2 separate regions of the Homo sapiens genome follow, and region 1 is linked to region 2. Evidence: read pairs that join two places in POLR2A ChIA-PET (ENCODE). Cell type or tissue: Caco-2. All regions are shown on one strand. Each heading gives the region's core, and the rest is flanking DNA. Links, peaks and the distances in the headings are about the cores only.

The links. ChIA-PET counts read pairs that join two places held together with the same protein. Peaks named below come from ENCODE experiments on the same cell type or tissue, not always from the same donor. Only the 100,000 strongest peaks of a DNase experiment are listed, where the experiment ranks them.
Region 1: POLR2A ChIA-PET joins it to region 2 with 9 read pairs; 2 of 35 experiments call an interaction of 5 or more read pairs at or near these places.

The regions. Positions count from the first base shown.
Region 1 is chr17:59,345,008-59,350,382 of GRCh38, reverse strand. The region is part of intron 1 of YPEL2 (yippee like 2); the gene reads right to left. Among named protein-coding and RNA genes, the nearest start is that of YPEL2, 16 kb to the right of the region's middle. In Caco-2, for the core only: no CTCF peak of the experiment used is centred there; a DNase peak (open chromatin) is centred at 2,217.
Region 2 is chr17:59,804,746-59,810,120 of GRCh38, reverse strand. It overlaps VMP1 (vacuole membrane protein 1), which reads right to left. Exons shown (of 12, transcript NM_030938.5): 8 at 1,245-1,325. Among named protein-coding and RNA genes, the nearest start is that of MIR21, 34 kb to the left of the region's middle. In Caco-2, for the core only: no CTCF peak of the experiment used is centred there; no DNase peak of the experiment used is centred there.

The sequences.
Region 1 (5,375 bases), core at 221-5,220, 460 kb after region 2:
TCCTAAGAAGAAAAAAGGAAAAGCCAGATGCGGTGGCTCACACCTATAATCCTAGCACTTTGAAACAGGAGGATTGCTTGAGCCCAAGAGTTCGAGACCAGCTTGGACAACACGGCAAGACCTCAACTCTACAAAAAATTCAAACTTAGCCAGGCATGGTGGCACGCGCCTGTGATCCCAGCTACTTGAGAGGCTGAGGCCAGAGGATTACTTGAGCCCAGGAGGTTGAGACTGCAGTGCACAGTGTTCACTCCAACTGCATTCCAGCCTGGGTGACAGAGCATTAAAAAAAAAGAAAAGAAAAAGGGAAGAAAAAGCGGCTTGCTGAAATATGAATCTTGTTCAACTGGTACAGGACAAACTAGAAGAAATGAGAGGAGGTAAGTAGAAAGCAAGGAGAAGCAGGATCAAGAAAGGCCTGTAGGGCCAGGCACAGTGGCTCATGCCCGTAATCCCAGCACTTTGGGAGGCTGAGGCGGGCGGATCACGAGGTCAAGAGATTGAGACCATCCTGGCCAATATGGTGAAACCCCGTCTCTACCAAAAATACAAAAATTAGCCGGGCATGGTGGCGTGTGCCTGTAGTCCCAGCTACTCAGGAGACTGAGGCAGGAGAATCGCCTGAACCTGCGAGGTGGAGGTTGCAGTGAGCCGAGATCGTGCCACTGCACTCCAGTCTGGTGACAGTGCGAGATTCTGTCTCAAAACAAAACAAAACAAAACAAAAGGCCAGCCTGTGGGGGCCGGGGAAGGTGGTCACGCCTGTAATCCAGACACTTTGGGAGGCCAAGGCAGATCACTTGAGGTCAGGAGTTTGAGACCAGCCTGGCCAACATGGTGAAACCCTGTTTCCACTAAAAATACAAAAATTAGCCAGGCATGGTAGCGCACGCCCGTAGTCCCAGCTGTAGTCCCAGCTACTCGAGAGGCTGAGGCAGGTGAATCACTTGAGCCTGGGAGGCGGAGGTTGCAGCCTGGACGACAGAGCGAGACTCCGTCTCAACAAAAAAAAAAAAAAAAAAAAGAAAAAAAAGGCCTGTGGGCTGAGAAAGGGGAGGGCAGGCTGCATGAGAGGAACAAGCTGAGAGATGGGGACCAAAAAATCAACATCTGCACTGTCTTCTTCCCTTTTAAGCAAAAATTTTAAAAGCTTCTTTGAGTCAATTCTTAGGAAAGAAAATTGATTTTTTTTTTTTTTTTTTTTTTTTTGAGACGGAGTCTCGCTCTGTCACCCAGGCTGGAGTGCAGTGGCGCCATCTCGGCTCACTGCAAGCTCTGCCTCCCGGGTTCACGCCATTCTCCTGCCTCAGCCTCCCGAGTAGCTGGGACTACAGGCGCCCGCCACTACGCCCGGCTAACTTTTTGTATTTTTAGTAGAGACGGGGTTTCACCGTGGTCTCGATCTCCTGACCTCATGATCCGCCCACCTCGGCCTCCCAAAGTGCTGGGATTACAGGCGTGAGCCACTGCGCCCAGCCAAAATTGATTTTTTTTTAAAGGAAGAAATTAAGAGTATGGAGCTTAACTCATCATTCTAATTTTTGAACTTTAGCCCCTGTTAATGGGGCAACAGGGTCCATGGGGCTTCATGAGTCCAACTCATAGAACATAACTGTGGAGTTCCAAATTGATTTCCAACAGTCATCAAATGAGCTTAATATTTAAAAGCCTCAGGGCACATGTGCAAATTAAACACCATTTTAAGTGAACTAATAATCCATCACAGTGGAAATTAAAGGAAGATTTGCCGCCACCCCTAGCTAGCTTTCACTGAGCAGCACAGAAAGAAAATATGTGAGATATTATGATTAAAAACAAAGATCTTCGATACACCACCTCGAGAGACAAATGCACAGGGAGCACATGCCAACCTGGCCAGCCCCCACCCCATGCCGCCTCCCCGGCCAACAGGCCTTCCCCAAAAGGGAGTAACTGCCGCTGGAACTCAAAACAGAACCTTCTGAGTGCCACCAGGATGGAGGGGCGGGAGATGGGACGCTCTTGTTAAGCCACAAAGGAACGTGAGGAATGATGTGGAAGCAAGGCTGGACCACCACATGCCGAGCCACGGAAACTGACCTGAGAAGTGGGACTCTCTACAGGAAGGAATTCCTCCAGACATGAGACAAGGCTGGCCCCAAGGCATGCCTCTGTGTTGTTGTTTCCATGGGGTGTCTGAGAGGAGGTGAAGACTGGAAAAGAAGTGGGCTCTGGACTCACACAAACCAGTTCTGCTCCTTTCTAGCTGCGTGACTTCTGGCAAGTTACGAAACCACTCTGACCCTCAGCTTCCCTATCTCTAATAAGACCAACCTCCACAGGGGTTCTAGGTGTTAAGTGAGATGATCTCAGTGCTTACACAGAGCTGGCGCACAATACACACCAAAATTTCATCTATTATTTTTAATGGCCAATGGGGGAGAAAAACAGATGCTGCTGCTTAAAAAAAAAGAAAGAAAAAGAAAAAGGAGAAGGCCTGAGAGTTCAGACAGACATGGAGTTTGGGGTCCTTTGGGAACATCCTATTTTTCCTCTTTCCTATTTATGTTGAACCTGATGCCTGTGTGTAGCCAAATTCCAGCCTGCCCCTTCCATTAGGATCCTTTAACTTGTCTTCAAGCATCTCTTTGAGATGATACCACTGGGACATCTCCCCAAATCTAGAATTCTCTTTTCAAGATGAGACAAGGCGGCAATAATATTGGAGGAACCACAGGCATGCGTTAGTATTGAGGTCCTTCTAAGAGGTGCTTCCTCAGTGGCCATGCTCTCAACAGCCTGAAGGTAAGCATCTCTGACTTATACAGCCCTGGCAGGCCTTTGGGCCTCTTTCCCCCTCAAATCCACCCACTGCATGCCAGCCAGTGTTGTCTATTTAAAAAGGAGATCTGACCACGTCATCACTCTTAAAGTTTTCAGAAAGGCAACACAGAGCAGTGGTTAAAAAGACAGGACCGGCTGGACACAGTGGTTCATGTCGGTAATCCCAACACTTCGGGAGGCTGAGGCAGAAGGACTGCTTGAGGCCAGGAGTATGAGACTAGCCTGGGCAACACAGTGAAACCCTAAAAAGAAAAAAGAAAAAAAAGGACCTGGAACTAGTTTCAAATCTCAGCTCTGTCATTTACTAGCTGTGTGACCTTGGACAAATTACCTAACCTCTCTGGACCTCACTTTCCTCACAAAAAATAGAGACAATAATATCTACTTCATAGGGCTCATATGAGGATGAACTAAGTTAGTAGAAAAGTATTCAGCATATGTGCCTGGCATGTAGTAACCACATAATACATTCCAGGTGTGTATTACCACTAACGCCCATGCATAGCTTCGGACTCATCTCATCCTCTATACCTTATCCTCCATCTCCATTTATTGAAATGACATTTAAGAGTCTACCATGTGTCAGGAACTCTCTTAGGAGGCATTTGGCAACTTGTACCACTCCTTGTAGGTCCCCTCAGTACACCACGCTTGCACTTTACGCTTCCATGGTTTTGCTGATGCCATTCCTTCAGGCTGATACAACCTTTCCATCTCTCCTCACAAGGCCCTTACTTGTCCATTGAAACTCAGCTCAAATGTCACCTCAACACCGGGCTTAGTGGCCTCTCCTGTGCTCACCTCCATCTTAACCCTACTGAAATTGAAATTACCCTTTCTGCCTCTGTATCCTCTACTAGAGGTAGGCTCCAAGAGTCATCTTTGTACCCCATGAACTCAGCAGCACAGGACACACAGTAGAAGCTAAACACCATCACTGAACTGAACCTCCTCTGCTTCCCATTGGCTGCTCACTGGACAGGTCCACCTACCTGCACAGGTAGCACATGTGATAAGGCCCCTCCCTCCCTCTCCAAGCAAGGAGGAAGGAGGCGAACTTACTCTGCGTCCCGAGACTCCATCTAACCCAATTCTCTCCTCACCACCTCCACTCTCATCCCGTGCTGTGATGCCCAGGAAAACCACAATTCCTGGGTGCCACTCAAAGGCCTGTCATTGGCATCCATGCCTATTCTTTACACTGCTGGTCTAGGTTTAAAAAACAAACAAATTAAAAACTCTTAGAAAGACTGAAAGGGACCTTGTGCTAACTTTAAGGACGGGAGGGTAGGAACGTGACTAAGTAGCCATAGCCTGTCCCAACATCTGTGAAGAATGAAAGCAGCCCTGGCTGGAGGCACTAAATGGTGGTGGCGGCAGAAAGGAGGAGGCAAGCTACTTCTGGGAGTGGGAGACAGAAAAAAGAGAGAGGTGGAATTGTGAGAAGGCCTTTATACTGGGAAAGTTGTCCTCCTTCCCCATCCTACTCTCCCCAGAATCCTGAGCCTAGAGCAGAGAGCACAGAGAGACCTGTGCCCGCCCAATGAGAGAGGTGGGCAGCAGTGTTGCCCAGCGGTTAAGAGTGCAGGATCTAGAGGTGGGTGGACCTGGATTCCGTCTTGGTTCTTCTCACCAGCTACATTACCACTGGGCAAATTGCCTGAAAGGAGATAACAATAGAGCCTACCTCCTGCAGGAGACAGAAGGATGAAATGAGATAACGCAATTGGAGTATTCAGCACAGCACCCAGCACATGGCTAATACTCAATAATCCCGATTAGCTACAGTCACCCTTACCAGTGAGGGAGAAAAAGCACAGGAATTGTTCCTATTCACAAGACCAAAAGGAATGGCGTTCCCGTCCCCCAGGTTGACTCACGGTGGTTAGGAGGTTAGGGCCTAAACTAATCGACTTAAAGGTACATTGTGGTTTAAGTAGGCTTCTGTGGCTTAGCTGGGGACCTGATATTATTGCTGTCATTCCTAACACAGACCACTCCATCACTTACTGTATTGAAAAAGTTATCTCTGTGGTCTACACTGACTCTACTAATCTCAGGACGGGGCCACTGCTAAAACTTCTCTGAAAATCGTCTATTAAAGCTGCCAAGGAGCTGATGTGCAAGGCCCACAGGAAAATCATCATTTTCTAGACACCTCTTTTACAGCACTGGAACCAGGTGGGACTTCACATCCATCCAGCTGGTAATAAAAACCAGCTTGGATACTCAAGAAACCACGCTCCTTCATAAACAAAAACAACCATTCATCTCAACCCTGGATGCAGGGTCTAGTCTTGGTTTCGGGGGCTTATACGTCAGATGATAATCCTACATGATCTCTAGAATTCTCTCAGCCTTTAAAGTCCTGGTTCCATGTAGTAGTGATGCTCTGCCTGCCGAATCCTGCCTCAGGAGAAAGTATTCCTCTGTCAGCCTTCAAAACGCCCCATCAGGTCAGTGGCGGCATTAGATTCTCATAGGAGTGCGAACCCTATTGTGAACTGTGCATGCCAGAGATCTAGGTTGTGCACTCCTTATGAGAATCTAAC
Region 2 (5,375 bases), core at 79-5,078:
TAGCCCTGAGCTAACATCGCTTTAAACAGGTTTTATATAAATTCTTCCTTGTAACTAATACTTGAAACTTTGGAAAAAGACTTCTTATCTATAAATTTGAGGAAAGAATGAAGTCATCCTTATTTGGTTAAATGTAGTTTAATTTGGTTAAATGTAGTATATTCTTCATTGGAAGAATGGATTTTGTCTCTTTTATTCTTACTGATTTAAGCCATTTAGGTCTGAAGTCATCACTACATGATGAAATACTTAAAAGCCAATAAACAAGATGTGAACCTATTCAACAGAAAACAGCTCATTTAATAAGTTGAATTGGGCTGGGTGCAGTAGCTCACACCTGTAATCCCAGTACTTTGGGAGGCCGAGGCGGGCGGATCACGAGGTCAGGAGATCGAGACCATCCCGGCTAAAACGGTGAAACCCCGTCTCTACTAAAAATACAAAAAATTAGCCGGGCGTAGTGGCGGGCGCCTGTAGTCCCAGCTACTTGGGAGGCTGAGGCAGGAGAATGGCGTGAACCCGGGAGGCGGAGCTTGCAGTGAGCCGAGATCCCGCCACTGCACTACCGCCTGGGCGACAGAGCGAGACTCCGTCTCAAAAAAAAAAAAAAAAAAAAAAAAAAAAAAAAAAAAAAAATTAGCTGGGTGTGGTGGCAGTCGCCTGAAATCCCAGCTACTTTGGGAGGCTGAGGCAGGAGAATCGTTTGAACCCGGGAGGTGGAGGTTGCAGTGAGCCGAGATTGTGCCATTGCACTCCAGCCTGGGCCACAAAAGTGAAACTCTTGTCTCAAAAAAAAAAAAAAAAAAAAAAAAAAAAGTTGAATGGGCCAGGTGTAGTGGCTCATGCCTGTAATCCCAGCACTTTGGGAGGCCGAGGCAGGTGGATCACTTGGGCCCAGGAGTTTGAGACTAGCCTGGGCAACATGAGATCCTGCCTCTACTAAAAATATAAAAATTAGCCAGGCGTGGGGGTGCATGCCTGTAGTCCCAGCTACTAGGGAGGCTGAGACAGGAGAATTGCTTGAGCCCAGGAGATGGAGGTTGCAGTGAGCCGAGATCATGCCACTGCACTCCAGCCTGGGTGACAAGAGGGAGACTCCGTCTTAAAAAAAAAAAAAGGTGAATGATTCACAAAATTACATACCCAATAAAAGTGATAGCACTTTTGTTAATTCAGGAGTATATATGGATCAAAATATAACACTACCACTTAGTAAAAGTTCTGTTTTAATACAATTCACTTACTGAAGCACAGGCCAAAATTCCAAAAAATCCAACTTTCTGTACTAGTTTTTGAACTGCCAGTTTGGCCCGGGAGGCAAAGTCCTGTAAAAAGGCAAATTTAGAAACATTAATGAGAAGTAGGAAAAGAAGGAAAGATGGTTCTTTCTAGAGTTTATTAAAGATCTCCCAATCTGATGACACTGATTAATAAGATGAATGATGAAAAAAATTACAGTAGGTTGTTCACTGAAACACAAGTAAAATAATGATAGACTATTACATCCTTAAAGTTAAGCTCTTACCACATTTTAAGAATAAACCAAAACACTGTAAATTTAAATTTAGTATTCTCTCTGGATATTCTAGGGATTAACAAAATACTGTAAACTAACCATGAACCAATTTATTATTTTGGAAACACTGGCCTACAACATCTACCTTTTCCTTTCTTCTATAATTTGCCAGACTTCATGAATACATCTCTGCCGATCACTAGCCAGAAGATGGAAAAAACAGTTATGTGGCAATAAGTAAGCATTCATTATCCCAGAAGCAAAAGAACATCCTACATTTGCACAGCTTGTGCTAGTTTTGTAAAACATTCTCACCATGATTTTATTTGAGCCTTCGATTCTGGTATGTAGGTATAGTGGATATTATTATAACCAATCTATAGACCACAAAACTGCAGCCCAGAAAGGGTAAGTGATCAAGATCATAATGTCAGTTAGGGACAAAGATAGGACATGATTCAATATTCAGACTGTGAAATCAGTGCTTTTTACTTCACTCTGTTACCTCCTCCCATGCTGAAACATGCATTCGGCTGGCTAGTTCTTTCGGCATGTTGATGCTACAAATATTTGACTTTAATTATTTTCTGGTTTTGAAATGGCATATATTCAAATCCAAATTCCAATGAAAATAGTTCATAAGACAAAAAATGAGCTAATGTGTAAATGCTTTATTTTTTGAATGTGTGTAAATGCTTTATTAATAAGTCTTCATATCATAGAACCTCTTCCACTCTCTTTAGTCCAACTTTCTTTTTTTTTTTTTTTTTTTGAGACGGAGTTTCACTCTTGTTGCCCAGGCTGGAGTGCAATGGCGCGATCTTGGCTCACTGGAACCTCCGCCTCCTGGGTTCAAGTGATTCTCTCGCCTCAGCCTTCCCAGTAGCTGGGATCATAGGCACCTGCCACCACGCCCAGCTAATTTTGTATTTTTAGTAGAGACGAGGTTTCACCATGTTGGTCAAGCTGGTCTTGAACTCCTGACCTCAGGTGATCAGCTCGCCTCGGCCTCCCAAAGTGCCAAGATTACAGGCATGAGCCACTACACCCGGCCTTTAGTTCAACTTTCTAAAAGACAATAAAGAGAATATAGAAGGTGGACAGATCCGGCCGGGCGCGGTGGCTCAGGCCTGTAATCCCAGCACTTTGGGAGGCTGAGGCAGGCGGATCACAAGGTCAGGAGATCGAGACCATTCTGACTAACACGGTGAAACCTTGTATCTACTAAAAATACAAAAAATTAGCCGGGCGTGCTGGCAGGCGCCTGTAGTCCCAGCTACTCGGGAGGCTGAGGCAGGAGAATGGTGCAAACCCGGGAGGCAGAGTTTGCAGTGAGCTGAAATCGCACCACTGCACTCCAGCCTGGGCAACAAGAGCGAGACTCCGTCTCAAAAAAAAAAAAAAACAAAAAAACAAAAAAGAAGCTGGACAGATCTATCATAGAGAGGAGAAACAAAGTTTAAAGCCAGAAAAGCAAACTAGTTGAAAAATATAGTTCTCTAATTGGCACAGAATCTGTGTATCCCCACTTACAAAAACATTTTGACAAATAATATTGTGTAGAATAGACCTACCAAATTACCACAGTAGTTAATACTGAAATTAAAGCAAAGAAACAAAAAACCTAACTCTACTTGTTGAAGATGATGAGAAAGTCAAAGAAACCAAACCAATAAACTATATTAAAAAAAAATATGATCAGTCAATATAAACACTTTCAAGTCCAAATACATAGGCTCTCAAAGTTAATCATTAGCTAAACTCTACAACAAAATTTAGCAATTTTATAATTTATTTCCAAAGAGATAATTATTAATTTTTCTTTTTGGGATTAGACTTACTTTTTCACTAAATCAGTTATATCAGATTTAATTTTTTTTTTTTTTTTTGAGACAAACTTTCACTCTTGTTGCCTAGGTTGGAGTGCAATGGTATGATCTTGGCTCACTGCAAACTCTGCCTCCCGGGTTCAAGCGATTCTCTTGTCTCAGCCTCCTGAGCAGCTGGGATTACAGGCGCCCGCCATCATGCCTGGCTAATTTTTGTATTTTTAATAGAGAGGGGGTTTCATCATATTGTCAGGCTGGTCTCGAACTCCTGACCTCCCACCTCGGCCTCCCAAAGTGCTAGGATTACAGGCATTGAGCCACCACCCCAGGCCTCAGATTTAATATTTTTAAACAACTGAACTACTGCAGCAAAGGGTATTTTCTATTTTTATTTAGATTTCTAGCTGAAGGTTAATTTTTTTCTTAGCATCTATTGCATTAAATGTGAAATACTGAGTTTTATTGATTTAAAACCATATAAGAATATATAATCAATCAGTTTTCCTATATAGCTTATTTTAAAAACAAATTACATTTCTATTTCTATTACATTTTATTATTTACTGCTCCTTTTCACTAATCCTATCCTTCTGCAAAATCCATTTATTTTTAACAATTTATACAATTAGTCCCCAAATTACTAAGTTTATAATCCATTTGAAGCACTAAATAAAAACTGGTAAAAAATGTTTTAATTGTCTAAAGTATCAACAGATACTATTAAATTAAAAACTAGTTATGAAATTTTAATTACTATAGCACAAGAATTAAATATATAAAATCAGGAAAATGCCTTCCTTTACAGCCCTTAAAATTTTCATAGCAAATCCACTTTTAAGAGAGGGAAGATTGTATTCAATTGCCAAGAAAAGGTAAAGTAAACAACAAAAAAAGCATACAAATTTTATTTTAAAGACAGCACAATTTTTATAAGTTTTCCAAGTCAGATATATGTGGGAATATTTTTCTATCAGCATTAATGTCACCTTTAATAGACACAATTATAGAAAATTAGTTTTTCTACATTAAATGGTATAGACAAGATCAACAAGTATTGTATTTAGAAGGTCTGGTGTCCTGCTTTCTTTTATATTAATTTCCTTTTTTTTTTTTTGCTTTTATTTTGAGTTTGCCAAAGAGCATTATCTTAATTTTAAGGCTTTAGAATTTTCTATTTATTTAAACCAAGTGACTAAGATTGTGCCATCATTTCAAACTGATGGCATTTTTCTACTCTATAGAATCACATATACACATACAAACTTAAATAGGAAAAGAGGTATAATTATACCAACTGGTTTATATAAAGAAAAAAATGATTAAACATTATGCAGATCACCTAACAATATCAAACATACTTAAGACTACAGAAGAACCAGAAAACATGGTTTAAAAAACATCCTGAAAAGAGGTCAAAACACAGTGATCATTACTAACAAAGAGGAATAACACGTAAGGAGCCATTTTTCCCTTTTAGGGAAGAGTATCTTTGCTTAACGGCAATTAGGCAAGAACGAAAAACAGACTTCTCGTTCTTTCAGATGCCTGGGTGCTCCTCATTAGTTATCCTTAAGGGAGCTTCAACAATCTTTTTTTTGAGCACAAAGAGTTAATCTATCCGAACACGTGAAGCTGAAACCTCCTTTTACCTTTTTTAATTTTTAAATTTGAAGCTGGCATGTATTATAAGGAAAACAAGTAAAGTGCCTTTTTAATGGAGAGCTTTACTTTTTAAAAAGAGTGAAAGTCATCTACTGAAAAAGGATTTCACAAATTTTATTATGTATTTAACATACACAGTGACCATGCTACTTTCAGTTCCCATAATTTTTTCCAGGTCTTTCACAATATTCTCAGAATTTAAATTACATTATATATCAAATAATCTACAAACATTTACTGAAATTATATTAATATGAAGTCTGCACAGTTGTTTTTATTTCAAGAAAATAAACATTAGCATAATATGCAGTTTGATGGACAGTATTTTCTTGATTTTTTTCCTTGCCAGTGTAATGAAAACAAAACCA